3 separate regions of the Homo sapiens genome follow, and regions 1 and 3 are each linked to region 2. A link is a contact called in ENCODE Hi-C or POLR2A ChIA-PET data. All regions are on one chromosome and are shown on one strand. The core of a region is the stretch at or near the end of the contact, and the rest is flanking DNA. Distances in the headings are between cores, read along the strand shown.

Region 1 (3,474 bases), core at 447-2,946, 2.8 Mb after region 2:
TCATAGAGGGTTGGAAATAACAATAATAATAATAATAATAATAATAGCAATAGTATCACAATAGCGAAGATAGGGAATCAACCCAAATGCCCATCAACAATAGACTGGATAAAGAAAATATGGTACATATACACCATGGAATACTATGCAGCCATAAAACGGAACGAGATCGTGTCCTTCGCAGGGACATAGATGAAGCTGGAAGCCATCATCCTCAGCAAACTAACACGGGAACAGAAAACCAAACACTGCATGTTCTCAATCATAAGTGGGAGCTGATCAATGAGAACACATGGACACAGGGAGGAGAACAACACACACCAGGGCCTGTTGGGGAGCAGGGTAAGGATGGAGGAGAGCATCAGAATAAATAGCTAATACATGCAGGGCTTAATATCTAGGTGATGAGCTGATAGGTGCAGCAAGCCACGATGGCAAACGCTTACCTATGTATCCCACACATTCTGCACATGTATCCCAGAACTTACAATAAAAGTAAATTTAAACAATAATAATAGCAATAGTAGCTCTTATAGAGTGCTTGGGATATTTGCCAGGTACTATGATACCCAAAGTATGATACATAATTAACTCCCCTAATCCTCATGAGAGTCCAGTGTAATAGGTACCATTATTATCCTATTTTACAGATGAGTGCAATGAAAAGTTAAGTAACTTGTCCATGGCCACAAATGGGATAAGTGGCATAGCCAAGATCTGAACCCAGGCAGTCAGACCCTGGATCCCTTGCTCTTGAGTATGTGGGGTCTGTCATATTATTTTTTAAACCAACATCGACATTTAAAATAGTTAATAACAGGCTGGGCTCAGTGGTTCACACCTGTAATCCCAGCACTTTAGGAGGCCAAGGTGGGAGGATCACGAGGTCAGGAGATCGAGACCATCCTGGCTAACACGGTGAAACCCCATCTCCACTAAAAATACAAAAAAATTAGCCAAGTGTGGTGGCGGGCGCCTGTAGTCCCAGCTACTCGGGAGGTTGAGGCAGGAGAATGGTGTGAACCTGGGAGGCGGAGCTTGCAGTGAGCCAAGATGGTGCCATTGCACCTGGGCAATAGAGCGAGACTCTGTCTCAAAAAAAAAAAAAAAAAATTAATAACAGGCCAGGCTCAGTGGCTTGCACCTGTAATCCCAGCACTTTGGGAGGCCAAGATGGGAGGATCTCTTGAGGCCAGGAGTTCAAGGCTACAGTGACCTATGGTCACACCACTGCACACCAACCTGGGTGACAGAGCAAGACCCTGCCTCAAAAAATTAATTAATTCATTAACTAAAATAAATTAGTTAATAATACTAACATGGTCACAAAGTAGTACAAAATGAAAAAGGCAGATTACTAAAGTACATTACAAAAGGGTCGCATGTTGTGAAAATGTCTTGTGAATAAAGTTTTGTTGGACAAAAAGATTTGGAAGGTGGTACACCAGGTGTTAACACCATCTCTCTGGGTAGGGGGGTGGCGGGGGCTAAGGGGTTGTTTTTCTCACCCAGAAGTAGGTTAAAATGTGTCTACCAATGAACACATAGTACTTCTATAATGAGGGGGAAAAAGCAGTTGTTTTAATTAGGAGAAATATGCAAGGCCAGAGGGAAGCAGCTCAGAGCTGTCTAAACAGGAAACTGGCGTAACGTTCACTCTGCGCCACGCTGGGCTTGGGCCCTTCTTGCCTCCCCAGGGACACGGGCCCTCCTTCAGTCATGCTACTACCTGGTGTAGGGGCTTTTCCCACTGGTGGAGGCTGGTGGCAGGCCAGGGACATCCTGGAGTGGCTGGTAGTGCTGGGGAGAGAGACACCTGGCCGGTGAAATCCAGCCGAAGCAGGAGCAGAGAAGACGCAGTGGGATCCCTGAAGTCCTGAGGCCGGGGAGGCCAGCCCCTCCTCCACCTCTTCTGAGCTCTGCGGGGTCTCCTCTTCCTGCTGCACATGCTCTCACCATGCCTTGCCTAATTTTGCTAGTTTCCATTCTACAAATTAGTAAGTTCCCATTTCCTTCTTTCTCAAAACAGAATCCTTCACACACACAGATACTTCACCTCCCAAAACTCACGCCTACCCCTGGCCTCCAGCACAACTTGTATAGATGAAAGCAGCACCTTACAGCTTCTTCCCAACAGCCCTGTGACAGTGGAGTGGCCCCCAGGCTGTGATGTGGTATCATCACTGTTTCTATTTCCAGAACTTCACCTTCACCCTGTCGACGCTCCTTCTCCAAGCCCAGGCCTCCCCAGCCTCCCAGAAGCACTGGGCTGCTTTTATATCCAGGCTCAGGTCCAAGAGCACTTAACCCCAGAGGACCCCTAGCTGTGTGCTACAGAAGAGCAGGAGGAGGACACCCCCTACACATGCGAGCTATGTCTCAGCCTGTCCCATGTCCCCCACGCAAACACAAATGCAGGCACCTGCTGCCTGAGGAGACATATGGCAGCATGGCTGGGAGGCACCCTGTGTTAAGTACATACTGGACTTGTGACAATCACTTACAAACTGAATCCTCCCAGTGATCTGATGGGGTAAGCTCCACTATTACCCCATCTTATAGATAAGAAAACTGAGACTCAGGCCAGGCGCGGTGACTCACACCTGTAATCCCAACACTTTGGGAGGCCAATGCAGGCAGATCACTTGAGGTCAGAAGTTCAAGGCCAGCCTGGTCAACATGGTGGAACCCCATCTCTACTAAAAATACAAAAATTAGCCAGGTGAGGTGGAGGGTACCTGTAATCCCAGCTACTCAGGAGGCTGAGGCAGAATAATTGCTTGAACCCGGGAGGCAGAGGTTGCAGTGAACTGAAATTGTGCCGCTGCACTTCAGCCTGGGGACAGAGTGAGACTCCATCTCAAAAAAAAAAAAGACAAGAAAAAAGAAAACTGAGACTCAAAGAGGCCAAGTAGATTGCCTAAGGTCACACAGTCACTAAGTGCCAGGACCACGAGTGGAACCACGGTGTATGGTTAAAGAGGAAGTTGTCACAGAGGTGCCCTATCTCAACCCCAGATACTGCTGCCATGGTTAGGAAGAAACCGGAAGTCCGAGGCTGAAAGGGGCAGCCAGGGCCTTTTCCTGATTCATCTGTTAACCAGGTATCTGAGGAGCACCAGCCACAGGCCAGATATGGGCCAGGTGCTGGGAAGTCCCCCTTATGAACAGAACAGACAGGGTCCCTGGCCTCCCAGCACTCTTAGTCTGTGGGTCAGGACTACCGAAGGCCTGGCCCCAAGATCGGGCCTTGCATGAAAGCAGGAAAAGTCAACCCCAGGATTTCTGATTTCAACCCCAAACTGCACAGCACCTAAATCTCTCCCAAGACAAATCAAGACACATAATTTTGCGAGCCTGATATACAAAAACCCGCATTTATATCTAAGACAGACTAGGGGACAGGTAGTGGAGATAATTTTTTTTTTTTCAAAAATGATTCACCAAGGGACATCTTTAACTAGATCCCTCCCC
Region 2 (3,312 bases), core at 1-2,500:
AGGGAGCCTAGGGCTCCCCACTGCTGATGTGGGGCTGTGACTGCCACTGGGGTTTGTGGACCCAATTTGTTCAGAAGAGGGAAAGTAACTAAACCAGGGATGAAGAACTAGCGATTCCCCTTCCACTGCCCAGTGTGAGGTCAAAAGGGACCGAGAACCTCCTTCAGGGTGAGCAGGGTTGGGGAGAGGCCTCCAGTCTGCCGGGCAGCTGCAAAAACGGTGCGCAGACCAACAGGTTTTCCGTCTCCGACTCAGCTGACCCGTCACTGTCGTGCCAGATCTCTAGCAGCAAACATTTGTAAGCATAACGTGACTCGGATTTTCAAAAACAGGCCTGTCAGCAATCTTGTTGACCAAACCATTGTCGGATAAGCACGCAGCAGTCACCTAGCAAACCACGTCCCTCTTTACCCCGCTCCCCCACGATCATTTAAATGACATCAGGCTGTGGTTCTGGAAGGTTCCCAGTGTCCTTGGGGTTGTGGGTGTAACTTACTTATTGTACATCTATCTTGTGCCAGGCCCTGGGCTGGTACTTGGGACACAGGGACAATGCCTGTGGTTCTTCAACAAGAATCTGTGACCCTCCGGGGGCAAAGGGTGTTGCCCAAGGTAGACCTGGGGAGGTCTGAAAGAGGGGAAGGGTGGATGTGGAGGGTTGGAGGTGCGCAGAGCATGGCCGGCATGTGGAGGCACTTGGCAGCCAGCAGAGAGGGCAGACGCTGGAAAAGCCATGGAGCTCCGCAGAGGAGCCAGCCAGAGCCGTGGGAGGGGGCGACACTGAGAAGAGAGAGAGGCTGGGAGAGCTGGCTCAGCCCGAAGCCTTGGCCATGGGCTGAACACATGGTTGAGGTCCCCAAAAACTGCGTTGGCCCAAAGCAGGGCTGGTAACTTACCTCCATGGAGGCTTGGGCCAGGGATGGGTAGTTTGGATCCAAGTCCGGGCTGACCAATGTGGAAATGGGAACCCGAGAGCGGTTACCATGGAAACACACTCACCGTGTTCTTTTGCTTGTGAAATGCAGTCGGAGGCGGATGTTCAGCCCCTCCTCCCCCTCAGGTCAAGGCTGCCATTTAATTAAGCACTTTGGTGTTGATGCTCTGACGACACTCCTCAAAACAGAGCCCTGGCTTCCCAGACACCACGGGGACTGCTGAGAAATGCTCTCGAGCTAAAGCGCTGCTCCCCCACACTCCAAGTCTGCACCAGCCGCCTGTGGCTGCGCACTTTGCACCTTACAAGTGAGGAACTGCCATCTCTTGCACCAGTCTCGTTTCCTGTGCGCTGTGGCCACCTGGCAGCCCCGCCCTGTGTCAGGAGCTTTAGGTTGGAGGTTCCACCCTGATGGGCTAGGTGGGTTTTGTAGCTTTCACTTTCAGTCATCATGGTCAACTGATAAGGGAGGCGTGAAATCACCCCATTTTGGAAGGATCCCAAATGTCTATCAACTGATGCACTGATAAGCAAAATGTGCTCTCTCCATGCAATGGAGTGCTGTTCAGCCATAAAAGGAATGAAGTGGTGACCCGCACATGCGGCAGCAGGGATGATCCTTGGAGATGTGACGCTGAGTGAAAGCCAGACCGCAGAGGCCACATAGCATATGAGTCCATTTCAATGAAATGTCCAGCACAGGCCAATCCATAGAGACAGAAAGTGGAAGAGTGGCTGCCAGGGCCTGGGGGAATGGGGTGGAGAATGGGGAGTGACTGTTCTTGAGGACGGGAGTTCTCGTTGGAGTGGTGAAATTAGATAGTAGCGATGATGGCACAACATTGTGAGTGTCCTTAAAGCCACTGAATTGGATGCTTTAAAGTGGTTAAAATGGCCGGGCGCGGTGGCTCACGCTTGTAATCCCAGCACTTTGGGAGGCCGAGGTGGGCGGATCACGAGGTCAGGAGATCAAGACCACGGTGAAACCCCGTCTCTACTAAAAATACAAAAAATTAGCCGGGCGTGGTGGCGGGCGCCTGTAGTCCCAGCTACTCGGGGGGCTGAGGCAGGAGAATGGTGTGAACCCGGGAGGCGGAGCTTGCAGTGAGCCGAGATCGCGCCACTGCACTCCAGCCTGGGCGACGGAGCGAGACTCCCTTCTCAAAAAAAAAAAAAGTGGTTAAAATGGTGAATTTTGTTATGTGACTTTTATCTCAATAAAGAAAAGAACGTGTTTTACAGGTGAGGCAGCCCAGGCTGATGTTTGGGAATTCAGGCACAGTCCCCGGGGCATGGGAGGTGGGGCCCTCACCCCTCGGGGTCTCCTGTGCCCTGGACTCCTCTGTCCTCACCTTCTCACATCCAGTTGGTCACCAGGCCCTGTGGATTCACCTGCGCAGTGTCCCTGAGACCATCCTTCCTTCTATCCCTGCTGCGTTGTTACCTACTGACCCCCAGATAGCCATGGCCTGGTGGGGCATTTCCCTGGAGAAAGGGGGCTGAGCACACACACCCAAGGTGTCCAGGCCCTTGGCTCTGGCCTCGTGTTGAGAGTCTGGCCACATCACGTGGCCTCTGAGCCTCCAGCCCTTATCAATGAAGGTGATTTGGATGTTGATGATGAAAGTGGCCATGACGTCTCTACCTCATCTGCCTCCCAGCGTTGTTACAAAGACCAAATGAGATGAAATAGAAGCATGTTTTGTAAACTGAAAAGTGGTGTGCCAATGTGAGTGGTGATGACGATCAGTTTCCTTTAAGAAGTAAGTGTTGTGGAGTCCCTGACCCTGGACTGCAGCTAGGATCACGCATTCATGGTCTGCTGAGAGCTGCGTGTTCCTTAGCTCCCGGGGACAAATGGATGACCCGTTAGACCACCCGGCTTCTTGTTGAAGGCGAACGTGCTGGTTACCCCCTCCGGTTTTGAGATAATCACCAGGAAGTGAGCTTGTCAGCTGCAGGCCAGTATCTCCTGTAGACAGGTGGTTTGTGTCCTTGGGTCTTGGTGCTAACCTACATGCTTCGTGCGGGACTCTGCAGGGACGTACTTAGATTCTAGGAAGAAACGCAGATTGATTTTTTTTTTTTTTTTTAACTCAGTGTGATCCTTTGACCAGTAGCATCAGCATCACTGGGAAGCTTCTTAGAAGCGTAGACCCCAGAGCTGTTTAATCAGAAGCTGCGTTTAAGATTTCCCCAGTGATTCAAATCCACACAATGTTTGAGAAGCAAACATATCGCTCTACGATATCATTAGGTGCCTGAGAAACCCTCACACCAGCAACTAAACGCCCTGAGAGAGCATCAGTTTATGCAAGTGGCTAATACAAGGTGAATGACTCCAAACCAGTGGCATCCCTATGTGCCAGCAACCACCA
Region 3 (3,329 bases), core at 55-2,554, 2.8 Mb after region 2:
AAGGACCCTGTGAACACACTGGATCCACCTGGGTAACCCAGAATACTCTCCCATCTCAACCTTCTTCACTTAATTTCATCTGCAAGGTCCTCTTTACCAAGTAACATGACATACCCACAGGTTCCGGGGAGCAGGACATGGACATCTCTGGGGGCCATCAATCATGCTTACCACCTATGCCGACCCTTCAACACCCTGTCCACTGATCTGCAGAGGAGGAGAGTATTATTTCAAAGACAGTTTTGGAACATCTTCCCAGGAAAGCCAAATCTCAATCCCCCACACCCCACCACAATTGACAAAGCTAAGAGAAATTGATAACAAGCTCTAGGGCAAGCACAGAGGATAAAATTGAAAAAGGAAGAAAAAAAAGACACTCCCTATTTGCAGCATCTCTGCAGCGTAAGGGTGCTTTGCATACACACTGGAGAGTCTAGTCTCATCTTCCCTAGTTAACACAGGAAAAGAGAAGGCTCAGCGAAGTTAAGGAATTTGCCCAAAATCACACAGCCTGCAAATGGTGGATCTGGGATGGAACCCCAGGCCTGTCTGGCTCTCTCTTTGTGCTGCTCTGGAAAAAAAAAAAAACATCTTGGATCTGTCTGAGATTATTTGAGAGGGGAGGGGTCCCCAAAAGTTGTTTGCAGTAAAACCTTTTCTTTTGGGTAGGAAGTTATGCAAAGCATTTGCCACTGCCCCCAGTTGCTTGGCAAGTTAGCGGAGAAAGATCTATTTTGGGGCTCTGCGCTCCACTGATCTGTTCACCACCCGCTGCTTATACATTTTTTTCTACAGAGGCCACTTCCTGAGGCTTAAATGGGTTGGTCAGCCCAGCAAGACCAAGCCTGGCTCAGAGCAGCACACAAGGCAACAAGTAGGGCCAGCACTGAGCAGCCAGGAGCCCCCAGGACCCACCTCAAAAGGAAAACCACCCATCTTAGAAGAGGCAACGGCTGCCTGTCAGCCGATCACCAAGACACACAGCATTCGAGCCCTCGAGGAAGGCAACAGCCACCGAGGCTGCCCAACTACACATGTACATTTGTATTATTTCATTCATTCACTCATATTATTCAAGAGCCCCAAACTGGAAATACCTCCAGTATTCACCACTATGCCTTGGGGTGGTTTGTTACACAGCAAGAGACAACAATCCATTATTATTACTATGATATTTAGCATCTGCTATGTGCCAGGCATTATTCTAATCACTCACATGTTAACTCACTGAATCCCCACAACAATCTGATAAAGCGGGTAATGTGGCCAGGCACGGCGGCTCACGCACGCCTGTAATCCCAGCACTTTGGGAGGCCGAGGCGGGCAGATCATTTGACATCAGGAGTTCTAGACCAGCCTAGCCAACATGATGAGACCCTGTCTCTACTAAAAATACAAAAATTAGCCAGGCATGATGGTGTGCACCTGTAATCCCAGCTACTCAGGAGGCTGAGGTGGGCGGATCATTTGACGTCAGGAGTTCTAGACCAGCCTAGCCAACATGATGAGGCCCCCATCTCTACTAAAAACACAAAAATTAGCCAGGCATGATGGTGTGCACCTGTAATCCCACCTACTCAGGAGGCTGAGGTGGGCGGATCATTTGACGTCAGGAGTTCTAGACTAGCCTAGCCAACATGATGAGACCCTGCCTCTACTAAAAATACAAAAATTAGCCAGGCATGATGGTGTGCACCTGTAATCCCAGCTACTCAGGAGGCTGAGGTGGGAGGATTGCTTGAACCTGGGAGGCGGAAGCTGCAGTGGGCCAAGATTGCGCCACTGCACTCCAGCCTGGGTAATAGAGTGAGACTCTGTCTCAAAAAAAAAAAAATTGGGTAATGTTTCCCCATTATACAGAGGGGAAAACTGATATGCCCAAGATCTCCCATGAGGAGAATGGGGGAGTAGGCAGTGGTATATTCGGTCACTGGAATGCTGCTCAGCAACAGAAAAGGAAAAACTACTGACACTAGCAACAACATGGGTGAACCTTGAGAACATCACACAAAAGAAGTCGAATGCAAAACACAGTCTACTGTTTCATTCCATGTTTATGAAATTCTAAAACCAAGGAAAAATCCTGGATGACTCAAAGTAGGTTGGGGTGGCCTGGGGCAGGGAGTGTGCATGCTGGGGAGGGTGGGGGGCTGCAGACTGCAGAGGGAAGTGAGGGAACCCTCTCTCCTGCGATGGAAGGTGTTCTGTGTCTCAATTAGGGTGGTGGTTACACATGTCTACACATGTGTCAAAATGCATCAAACTGTGTACTTAAAATGAGTGCCTTTTATTGTATATAAATTAAATATGAAATAAAGTTCATTTTAAAAAGTTCTTAAAATATGAAGCACAACTTCCATTACCTAAAAGATCATAATCCTTAAAGATGAAATAGGACATCTTCACAGAAAAGCAACCAGATCCTAGTTTGGGTCCAGTGCTCCCTGGAGGGTAGTCAATGGGAGATATTTTTCTTTTGTGTTTGTCTATCTTTTCCAAAGGTTCTAGAATGAATCTGCATTTCTCTGATAATGGAAAATAAGACCTACTAAATGTAATTTTTAAAACTGAGCTAGGGCTAGGCACAGTGGCTCACAGCTGTAATCCCAGCACTTTGGGAGGCTGAGGCGGGCAGATCACAAGGTCAGGAGTTCGAGACCAGCCTGGCCAACATGGTGAAACCCCCATCTCTGCTAAAAATACAAAAATTAGCCAGGCATGGTGGTGGGTACCTGTAATCCCAGCTGCTCAGGAGGCTGAGGCAGGATATTCGCTTGAAACCAGAAGGCGGAGGTTGCAGTGAGCCGAGATAGCGCCACCGCACTACAGCCTGGGCGAAAGAGCGAAGCTTGGTCTCAAAAAATAATAATAATAATAAATACATAAATAACTGAGCTGGGATAGAGTCCAGCCTTCCAGAGGTGGCTGGGAAGATCTCACACCTCAGGGCAGGGTGAAAAGCAGTGGGCGAGGAGCCAGGAGGTCCACCCAGCTAAGCCTCAGGCTTCCTGGGTGCCCCAAGCCAAATCCTTGACTTCTCCAAGCCTGGCTGCACAAGGGGATTCGCAGGAGCTCCCTCGCCTCACAGGGTTGGTACCAGATGAAGCCTCAGAAATGAGCTCTGAAAATGGATATGAGGCAGTGTTGTCACTCCACACCTGGGAATCCAACACCCCCAGGATGTCCTGACTCTGCCCAGCCATCTGACTCTGGAAAGAACACAAACCATCCTCCACCCACCACATCCATCTCTAGAAGCAGCCCGGCACCCAACAAGGTCTTTGTCTTCCATGCTCAAGCACCGCCAACCTCCACTGAACCCCACAGTC

The links. A loop is a pair of places that touch in the nucleus more often than their neighbours do. ChIA-PET counts read pairs that join two places held with the same protein, here RNA polymerase II (POLR2A). Pooled maps may share reads with other maps.
Region 1: a pooled map shows a loop between it and region 2 (4-fold over the local background). The contact joins two enhancer-like sites. A Hi-C loop is called at or near these places in 2 of 50 pooled maps. POLR2A ChIA-PET finds 5 or more read pairs at or near these places in 2 of 52 experiments (GM12878 and OCI-LY7).
Region 3: a loop to region 2 is called in a pooled map, with 10 times the contacts of the local background. The contact joins two enhancer-like sites. A Hi-C loop is called at or near these places in 2 of 37 single-sample maps with no recorded cell type and 3 of 50 pooled maps.

Annotation. Positions count from the first base shown.
Region 1 is chr16:81,797,238-81,800,711 of GRCh38, reverse strand. All of the region lies in intron 2 of PLCG2 (phospholipase C gamma 2), which reads right to left. Among named protein-coding and RNA genes, the nearest start is that of PLCG2, 20 kb to the right of the region's middle. RefSeq lists enhancers at 1,668-2,277, 2,548-2,967, 3,018-3,067. Within about 2 kb of position 1,696, at least 12 of the 41 ENCODE cell types and tissues checked have a DNase peak (open chromatin) inside an H3K27ac peak, as active enhancers do; they include GM12878 and OCI-LY7, where a contact is called at or near this core.
Region 2 is chr16:84,592,314-84,595,625 of GRCh38, reverse strand. The region is part of intron 2 of COTL1 (coactosin like F-actin binding protein 1); the gene reads left to right. Among named protein-coding and RNA genes, the nearest start is that of COTL1, 24 kb to the left of the region's middle. RefSeq lists an enhancer at 1,435-1,734. Within about 2 kb of position 1,250, at least 18 of the 41 ENCODE cell types and tissues checked have a DNase peak (open chromatin) inside an H3K27ac peak, as active enhancers do; they include GM12878 and OCI-LY7, where a contact is called at or near this core.
Region 3 is chr16:81,819,131-81,822,459 of GRCh38, reverse strand. All of the region lies in intron 2 of PLCG2 (phospholipase C gamma 2), which reads right to left. Among named protein-coding and RNA genes, the nearest start is that of PLCG2, 42 kb to the right of the region's middle. RefSeq lists enhancers at 125-274, 285-474, 655-754. Within about 2 kb of position 1,304, at least 3 of the 41 ENCODE cell types and tissues checked have a DNase peak (open chromatin) inside an H3K27ac peak, as active enhancers do.